Linked DNA regions of Homo sapiens: region 1 is linked to region 2. Evidence: chromatin loops called from intact Hi-C (ENCODE). Cell type or tissue: transverse colon. All regions are shown on one strand. Links, peaks and the distances in the headings refer to the core of each region. The heading gives the core; the rest is flanking DNA.

Region 1 (4,000 bases), core at 1-4,000, 93 kb after region 2:
TATCCTGCAACCTTGCTGAACTTATTTATGAGTTCCAATAGTTTTTTAGTGAATTTCTTAGGATTTTCTATGTGTAAGATCATATCATCTGTGACTAGAGATAGCTTTACTGCTTCCTTTCTTTTTTTCTTTTACTTTTACTTATGTATATTTTTATAGAGACAGGGTCTTGCTCTGTCACCCAGGCTGGAGTGCAGTGGTGTGATCACAGCTCACCGCAGCCTTGAACTCCTGGGCTTACACAATCCTCCAGCCTCAGCCTTCTGAGTAGCTTGGGATGACAGGTACACACCATCACACCTGGCTTATTTTTTTTTTATTTTGTTGAAGTGAGGTCTTGCTTTGTTGCCCAGGCTGGTCTCAAACTCCAGGCCTAAAGCAATCCTCTCACCTTGGCGGCCTCCCAAAGCACTGGGATTATAGGCACGAGCCACCATGTCCAGCCTATGTCTTCCTTTCCAATCTGGATGCCTTTTTCTTTTCCTTGCCTAATTACGCTGACTGGAACTCCCAGAACATGTGGAGTAGAAGAGGCAGGCATCCTCATCTTAGCCCCTTTCTTCTCTACGTCCCTTCCTTTCTTATGGTTCCTTTTCCTCTCCTCCACCCAATGAGGGGTGGGAATGGTGTTAGCAGAGAAGAGAGTCTATACAAGGGAAGTGGCAAGAATAAAATAAGAAAGAAAAAAACCAATTTGTCAGATACATGAAAGTCCAAGACTATATCAGGATCCCCACTGTATAATTGAGAAAATGGAGGCCCAGATAAAAAGATGTGACAATTAAATTTATTGGACACCTACTCCATGCCAAGTACCCAAGATACAAAGATGAATCAGAAACTCAAGGTTGAAAGCTGGAATTCGAACTGAGATCAAAGTAGATCCACATTACCATCTTGGAAAGGAGGGAAACATAAAAGAAACCCGTCACTATTGCTCTTAAACCTCTTTAGAAGCGGAGGCTCAGAGCTGTCAGGAAGGTGGCCACTGCACACAGCCAGGTGTGCCAGCTGTGGCGGGGTGGGCAGCTCTAGGCACCGGCACAGGGGCTGGCTCTGTGTGAAGCTGCAGTTGAACCAGATGTACTGCAAGCAGCTTCCACTGTGGGCACCCGGGAACATGGTGACTCCTGGAAGCTTAGAGACACCAGAAACCCGAGTCCCAAAGAGGGTGTCACAGCCCTGGCTCAGGGAGCCCCTAGGTCTGGACTCCCTGAAGGGCCGCAGCTCCTCTCTCCTCACCACCCGCAACATGGCAAGTGGGGGGCATGTTTCAGCCTGTTTGTGTTACAGCTCTTTCAGTCCCACCATTCGGTAGGTCCCGAGTTCTTGTCCTGTGTCCAGGAAGTATGAGGTATGTGGACAACTGGAGGGTGAGCAAGACAGAGAGGAGCTTCATTGGGTGACAGAACAGCCCTCAAGAGACCCAGAGTGGGTAGCTCCTTCCTGCAGGCAGGCTGTCCCAATATGTCCATCTTTCAGTGGAGAGGAGACCCACAGTGGGCAGCTCCTTCCCGCAGGCAGGTCATCCTGACAAGTGTCCATCTCGCAGTGGAGAGAAGACCCGCAGTGGGCAGCTCCTTCCCACAGCTGGTAGTCCAGACATCTGTGTGAGTCTGGCTGAATCTGGGTTTCTATGGGCTTAGAAGGGAGAAAGTGCTTGCTGATTCATCCATGGGCAGCTGTAGGTGGCCTGGAAAAAGCACCATTAGTTATCATTCTGGGCTGGGCTGTGGACTTCACCCAGAACAGGCAGCCCAGCACCCAGGCTTCAGGCCATCCCTAGCTTGAAGGTGGGGTTTCACTAGGGACCTGCCCCTTTCTGCCCAGGGACCTGTCTGCCTCTGCCATCAACATGCTGTCCATGGTATCCAGGCTGTTCATGGCAAGAAGTGCCAGCAGGCCAGTGCTGAGCTGCCCTCAGCCGTCCCTTGCCTTCCTCCCATGCTTATTGGTGCCCAAAGTCCAGAGGAGGTCAAGGTGGTGGGGGTGCAGGTGTGTCAGTGCCACCTCGAATGCGTGCACACCTAGCTGGGTTGTGACAGCACCTGGGCTCAGCCACAACTTTGCTCCAAAATCAGAGCAGGTGCCAGGAGCAGGGAGAGGCCAAGGAGCAGGAACAGGTACATCAGAGCCTGTGCGGGGAGAGGGACTTCCCAGGCCCCTGAGCACACAGGGATGCCATGGTCCAGAGCTGTGGCTGTGCCTGGCAGCATGGGCTCCCACCTGGCCGACTTGGTAGGGGCGGGGCTCCTGCCTGTTCTTGGCCCCCTCTGGCTCTGCAGAACGCGCAGCCCTGGCAGTGCCTCCCCCACTGCAGCTGATGTGCCTCCCCGACTGCAGCTGATGTCCCTGCAGCGGCTGCTCCAGATGGGCCGCTGCCGCCATCAGTAGCCACCTTGGTGCTCTATTGTGAGGATTAGATGACTGGTTAATAGGTGAAGTTTGTGGCAAAGGGCCTGGCATGCAATGGAACTATGCGAGCCGTCCCTCTTCTGCATACTTGGCACCCAGAGAAGCCAGCCCTGTCGTGCTATGGAGTGTAGGTGGGGCCGTGAGGCTGTCTGTGCTGGGACTTCGGATGGGACTTGTCCTTGCTGCCTAGAGCCCTTTGGAGTCATGGAAGAAACTGCTGCGACTTCTTTTTTTTTTTAAGACGGAGTCTCGCTCTGTCACCCAGGCTGGAGTGTGGTGGCACGATCTCGGCTCACTGCCACCTCTGCTTCCCGGTTCAAGTGATTCTCCTGCCTCAGCTTCCCAAGTAGCTGGGACTACAGGCACCTGCCACCGCACCTGGCTAATTTTTTGTATTTTTAGTAGAGACTGGGTTTCACTGTGTTAGCCAGGATGGTCTCGATCTCCTGACCTCATGATCCGCCTGCCTCGGCCTCCCTAAGTGCTGGGATTACAGGCGTGAGCCACCGCACCCGGCCGAAACTGCTGTGACTTCCGTTCCGCTTATAAAATGGGACTCCTTGGCACTTGCCAAGGGCCTGCGACATGCAGACCTACTGCTGGGGACTTCCCAGAAAAGGCGATAATTGCAATTGTTATTCTTATCGCAGCTCACCATGTGTGTCAGTCAGGGTTCAGCCAGAGAAACACAACTAGTAAGAGATGTATAGTAAGAGATTTACTGCAAAGACTTGGCTTACGCGATCGTAGGAGCTGGCTAGGTGTGTCTGAAATGCATAAGTGTGATGGTGAATTTTATGTGTCAACTTGACTAGGCCATGTGGTGCCCAGAAATGTGGTCAAACATTATTCTGGGTTCTCCTATGAGGATGTTTCTGGGTGAGATTGACACGGGAATCACTAAAGGCAGATGGCCCTCGCTAATGTGGGTGGGCCTCATCCTGTAAGTTGAAGAGAATGAAAGGCCGACCTTCCCTCCAGTAAGAGAGAATTATTTTTGCCTGCTGGCCTTGGAACTCAGACATTAGCTTTTTCTACCTTTGGATTTGAACTGAAATAGCTCTCTTGCTTCTCAGGCCTTCAGACTCAAGACAAGAATTACATTCTCAGTTCTCCTGGGGCTCCAGCTTGCCAACTGCTGTTCTTGGGATGGGTCAGCCTCCATAATCTGGGGATCCAATTCCTTATAACAAATCTATCTATATAAATACATGTGTGCGCACACACAGGTACACACACACATGCATACACATGCACATGCACACACACGCATGCACACACGTGCACATATGCACTCGCACAAGCATGCACACACACAAATGCGCATGCACATGTGCACACCCCCACACATGCACAAATGCATGCACACACAAACCCACATGCACGCACCCACACACATGCACACACGTGCACACACACAAATGCACACATGTGCACACATGCATGCACACACCTTCTATTGGTCCTGTTTCTCAGGAGAACCCTAACACAGCAGGGCAGGTTGTCCAGAAGGGCAGGTTGGAACCCTCAGGCACTGAAGCTGGTGTCCACAACTTCTCTTCTTTAGGGAAACTTCAGCTCTGCT
Region 2 (5,016 bases), core at 442-4,441:
TGAAGTGCAAAGTATTAACACACACACCCCCACACACACACAAACGCCATTCCCCCTACAGGCATGCAGCTGCCCACACAAAATGTTCTGAGCCCATTCAGGCCAGCCTGACAACCATGTTACCTTTGGGAAGGCAACTGGGATTGGAGGATGGTGAGCAAAGGGGCTCTACATTTATTTGCCTAACATTTTTTAAAAGAGAACCTATGTATGTGATTTTAATAATACTTTTTTTTGTTGTTTTGTTTTGTTTTGTTTTGAGACAGGGTCTTGCTCTGTCACTCAGGCTAGAGTGTAGTAGAAGGATCTCGGCACACTGCAACCTCCGCCTCCCAGGTTCAAGCGATTCTCCCACCTCAGCCTCCTGAGTAGCTGGGATTACAAGTGTGTGCCAAGAAGCCCAGCTAATTTTTGTATTTTTAGTAGAAATGAGATTTCATCATGTTGGCCAGGCTGGTCTTGAACTTCTGACCTCAAGTGATCCGCCTCCCTCGGCCTCCCAAAGTGGGATTACAGGCATGAGCCACTGCGCCCGGCCTTAATACTGTTTCTTAATTTTAAGAAAAATAAAAATCATTGCTTGTGTTGTTTTTCCAGCAGCCTGGGACCAGTGGGAAGAGGAGAGTGCTTGCCTCTGGGGTGGAAAGACAAACCTTGAGCCAGGGCCTGAGTCCCAGCCAGGAAAGCATTTCTGCCTGGACCACCCCAGTTTTGGTGGCAACAGCCAGGCCTCACAGGAACAGGCTGGGTGGTGTCCAAGCCATGCAAGGCCCACAGTCAGGCCCTTGACTGGGAGCCCAGGACCCTGGAAGCTGAGCACATCTTGGCCACCCAAACTGCTGTTTCTCTTCTCTATGCCTCAGTTGGTCTTTCTCCCTCAGAAGAGGTCTGGATGCAGGGCTCCCTAAGAGCCTCTTTCTGCTGGTGGGAATGTGCCTTGCTGTCATACATGAGGCATGAGATCAGTGGGAGATGCAACCTGAGTGGCCCAGCCTGGAAGCTGCCTGCCAGGACTGAATGTCTGCTGCAGGTTTCAAATGACTGGGCAGGCAGGGTCTGAGGGCCCAGGAGGAGATAGGGCAGTCCTGCCTGCCAGGGAACTCCAGAATGTCTGTTAATGGCTCGTGACTCACACAGCGCATGCTAAGCCCAATTCTTCCCATCAGGAAGTCTCTGCCTATTCAGATATTTGAGGGCAGTCACATCCCTCTGGAGCTGTCTCTTCTCAAGGCAGATCACCCCCAGTTCCTTCAGCCCTTCCTCATATGTGCTGATTTTCCAGGCCTAGCTAGGCTCTGGCGCCCACCCGTCTGTCTTAGACAGACCCAGTCTCCACGTGTGGTCTGAGCAAATGCCAGAAGAGCAGGACCGTGGCGTCCTCTCTGTGGACTCCCCTTTTCCTCACTAAATGCAGCCCAAACCAGAGGAGCATATTCAAAAATAGCACCAGACCAAGGAAGCCAATGCAGTTAACATGCACTCCTCAGCCCAAGGCCTTCCCCCAGTGCCAAGCTCCTGTCTTGATTCCTATGGTTTGTTTTCAGGCCCTCAGTGCAGAATGGTAAATGTATCCCTTTCAAGCTCTCCCCTGTCCAAACTTCATCTCAGCTGTAAATAATAATCATAATACGCCGGGGGCGGTGGCTCATGCCTGTAATCCCAGCACTTTGGGAGGCAAAGGCGGGTGGATCACGAGTTCAGGAGTTCGAGACCAGCCCGGCCAACATAGTGAAACCCTGTCTCTACTAAAAATACAAAAAATTAGCCGGGCACGGTGGTGGGCGCCTGTAATCCCAGCTACTAGGGAGGCTAAGGCAGGAGAATCGCTTGAACCCAGGAGGAAGAGGTTGCAGTGAGCTGAGATTGCGCCATTGCACTCCAGCCCGGGTGACAGTGTGAGACTCCGTCTCAAATAATAATAATAACAACAACAACAATAATAGCTATTGTTTGTTGCAAGTGTCTTACTTGCCAGAAACTTTACCTATGGCTTCTCGTGTCATCTCCATAGCAACTTTATGAAGCAGGTACTATAAACCCCTCATTTTACAGGTGGGGCAATGGAGGCTCAGAGAGGTTAAGTCACTTGCCCAAGGTCAACACGGGCAGGCCTGGGGTCTGCATTCAAGTCCACGTGGAGGCCTCACGCTCTAAACCCATATAGGCCACTGCGCTGTGGCCCTCACTCTGGCGTCCAATGTTTCACTGCCACTCTCCACTTTGGGGCAGCCTCAAAGCTACCTTGTTGGCCTCTTCTAGGCCATTGGTGAAAGGAAAAGCTGAGCTGGCCTCGAACTGCTGAAATCTGGGGACCCCTCAGAGAAGGACACAAATCTAGATGTTCATCAAAGAGGTAGCACACAGCAGCCATGGAGAACAAGGCACTGGGCTCTGGAGTCAGACAAACCCAGACCTGAATCCCGGCCCTGCCGGTGCTTCCTTGTTTTGTGGCTTTGGCCGGGTTGTTCATATTCCTGAGCCGCAGCCTCTTCATCTGCAGAACAGGAAAACTCATAGCACCCGCCCACCATGTCCTGGAGAATATCCAAGATGTGCGGCACCTTCACTCTTCATTTCTCCCACGTTAACTGAGCACCTACCAGGTGCGGAGGCGCTGTTCCAGCCAGAGCTCAGTCAATGAATAGAAAGCGCTGGGGACAGAGCCTGGCCTGCAGAAAGTGCTCAGGAAACGCAGGCTCCCGCTGTGGCTGTGACTGGCTTCCCGCCCCTCCCGGTCTGTCCCCCGGGCTGCCCGCCCCGCCTTACTTGTTGAAATTTCGGTAGTCGTTGGGGCTGGGGGTGTGACTTCGGCCATCGCTCTGGTAGTCCCGGTAGCTGACGAACTCCTGCCAAGGGCAGCGGTAGCCCTTGGAGATGGCGGTGTGGTTGAACTTCTCTGGCGGGACGCCCTTCAGCGGCTCCGCATAGCCTAGGGGCGCGGGGGGAAGGGAGCGCCTCCGTTCTTCCACCCTCAGCCCCCAACCCCACCTCGCCCCACCCCCATTCCGCGGACGCGGTTGGAGGAGGGAAGATCGGAGTTAGGGGAGAGGACGGCGGGAATGGGAAGCCACAGTTGCTCCAGCACAGGAGACCCCTCCCCATCCCAGGAAACACGGAGGACTGCAGTGAGGAAGCCACGAGTTCGCAGCGCGGGTTGGTCTTGGCCTTGGCTGACTCGCTGTGTGACCTGGGGCGCGGCGCCCCTCCGGCTCGTGGTCTGGCGAGGGGAGTGCGCGCGTGCGCGTGTGTGTTGGGGAAGGGGGCGGACTAGCCTTCTGGGTGCTCTTCCTGCCCCATGGGGAGCACACCCATGCTTCAGGCCCCCCAGCCCTGGTCCCGGGACCCGAGGAGGCCACTCACCTGGCGCCAGGGCGCTGGGGCTGGGGACGCACCCAGCAGGGGCGGCTGCAGGGTGGGCGCCCTCGGGACCCCCGAGTGAGGCCCCGGGTGAGGCCGGGAAGATGTGGAGCTCCGAGCGGTAGTTCGGCCCCTCAGGGCCATTGGCATTGGCAACCTGGGCACAGGGGCGGGTTCTCAGAGGCCACCGACGACCTCCCGCCCCCAGCCGCGCTCCCCTTCCCCCAGCTTCCCTTCCAGGGAGCTCCCCTCCACGCTCACCGTCCCCGACTCCGCTGTTCCAGTCACCTTCCTCCTGGCGCTTCCGGCCAGCATCTGGGAACGAGGGGGTAGAATAAACCGCAGAGAAGCTCAGCGGGGCAGGGGACCAGGGTTCTCCCTCCACCAAAAAAAAAGGTCGGGGGGAGGCAAGAATCCTAACGCCCATCATCGGGGAACAAGGATGAGTTACTAGTTTACAACGCTAAACCCAGTGCCTGGGACCGAGAAATACTCGATATATGTTAATTGCTATTGTAATGCCGAGTCCGGGCAAGATACTTAATTTCCCTGAGCCTCAATGTCCTTCTCGATAGAATGAGGATGATGGTGATGAAGATCTCTTCCTCAGAGGGGTCTATGAGCATTAAATGAGATACCTGCAAAGTGCTTAGCTAGCATTGTCTTAGGCACATAGCAAAGGCGGGTGTTTTGCCATCTTTATTTTTCTGCCACATCACTCCCTCTCAGTTGCCTCCTGTCTAGCCCAGAAATTAAGTGGAGGGTGGATGGAATAGCCCTGGCTTCCTTAGAAGTATCTGGAACTGCCTGCTGCCTTTCTGAAGCCAAGGGAAAAACCCTTCTTGCCTTTCTTCTCCACCAGCAGATTATTCCATGGCCTTTCCTTTCTCCGGTGGGAAGAAGAAAAAAGGGCATTCTACATTTTCCATCTTAGATCAGGCCCAAGTCTAAACTAGATCCAGCCTGCTGCAAATTTAGCCTAGAGTGCATGCCTGTCTTAGCTTTTTTTTTTTTTTTTTTTTTTTGGTAGGAGCCAGAGTCCCTTCACTCCACGGCTTATCCTCAACCCCCTAATCCACTTTGTTTACTTTGTTCTGTATCCAGGGAGAGATGCCTAAAAAGATAACACTTTTCAAGGATCACACTGAAAGGCAGGAGCCTAATCTGATGGGAACATCACAGTCCTCAGCCTGGCTTACCGTTTGACTTTAGGCTAACCAGTGGCTCTCTGTGGTCCTCATTTTCCCCATGAGCACAATGGTGGCTTACTCACCGCCCGCTGGCTGGCTGCTAACTCGAAAGTGAACTTCTGCACACGGCGCTGCCTCTTCTGGAAGAGGAGGGACCCTCTGTTGTTGCGTAGTGACAGCTCCTCCATCATCAGGTCCTGGGGCACGCTCAGCTTCTTGCCCAGGTCCAGCGTAGGGACTGCCAGGAAAGGCCAGAGCGGGCTCTCACCACCCCATCCCCCATACACTCCAGGCCCCACCTCTCGAAGCATGGCATGCTGTGTGTAAGAATGCCTGTTTCTCACCAAGCTTGCCGACACCGGGTGTCATGATTGTTTGAAATCTTTGCCCACCTGATGGGCAAAAATGACACCTCAGAGTTTAATTTGCATGTGTTTGTTGCTCAGTGAAGTTTAGCACTGTTTCCGAA

Evidence for each region. Hi-C counts contacts between places; a loop is a spot of excess contacts. Peaks named below come from ENCODE experiments on the same cell type or tissue, not always from the same donor. Only the 100,000 strongest peaks of a DNase experiment are listed, where the experiment ranks them.
Region 1: it touches region 2 in a loop (2.5-fold over the local background); 9 of 110 quality-filtered maps call a loop at or near these places.

The regions. Positions count from the first base shown.
Region 1 is chr5:150,577,360-150,581,359 of GRCh38, reverse strand. No RefSeq gene overlaps it. Among named protein-coding and RNA genes, the nearest start is that of SYNPO, 61 kb to the left of the region's middle. In transverse colon, for the core only: no CTCF peak of the experiment used is centred there; a DNase peak (open chromatin) is centred at 1,769.
Region 2 is chr5:150,670,253-150,675,268 of GRCh38, reverse strand. MYOZ3 (myozenin 3) reads right to left here. Exons shown (of 7, transcript NM_001122853.3): 3 at 4,631-4,785; 4 at 3,619-3,672; 5 at 3,361-3,514; 6 at 2,767-2,929. It overlaps MYOZ3-AS1 (MYOZ3 antisense RNA 1), which reads left to right and starts at 2,800. Exons shown (of 4, transcript NR_186487.1): 1 at 2,800-3,153. In transverse colon, for the core only: no CTCF peak of the experiment used is centred there; no DNase peak of the experiment used is centred there; H3K4me3 peaks cover 1,721 bases; H3K27me3 peaks cover 2,317 bases.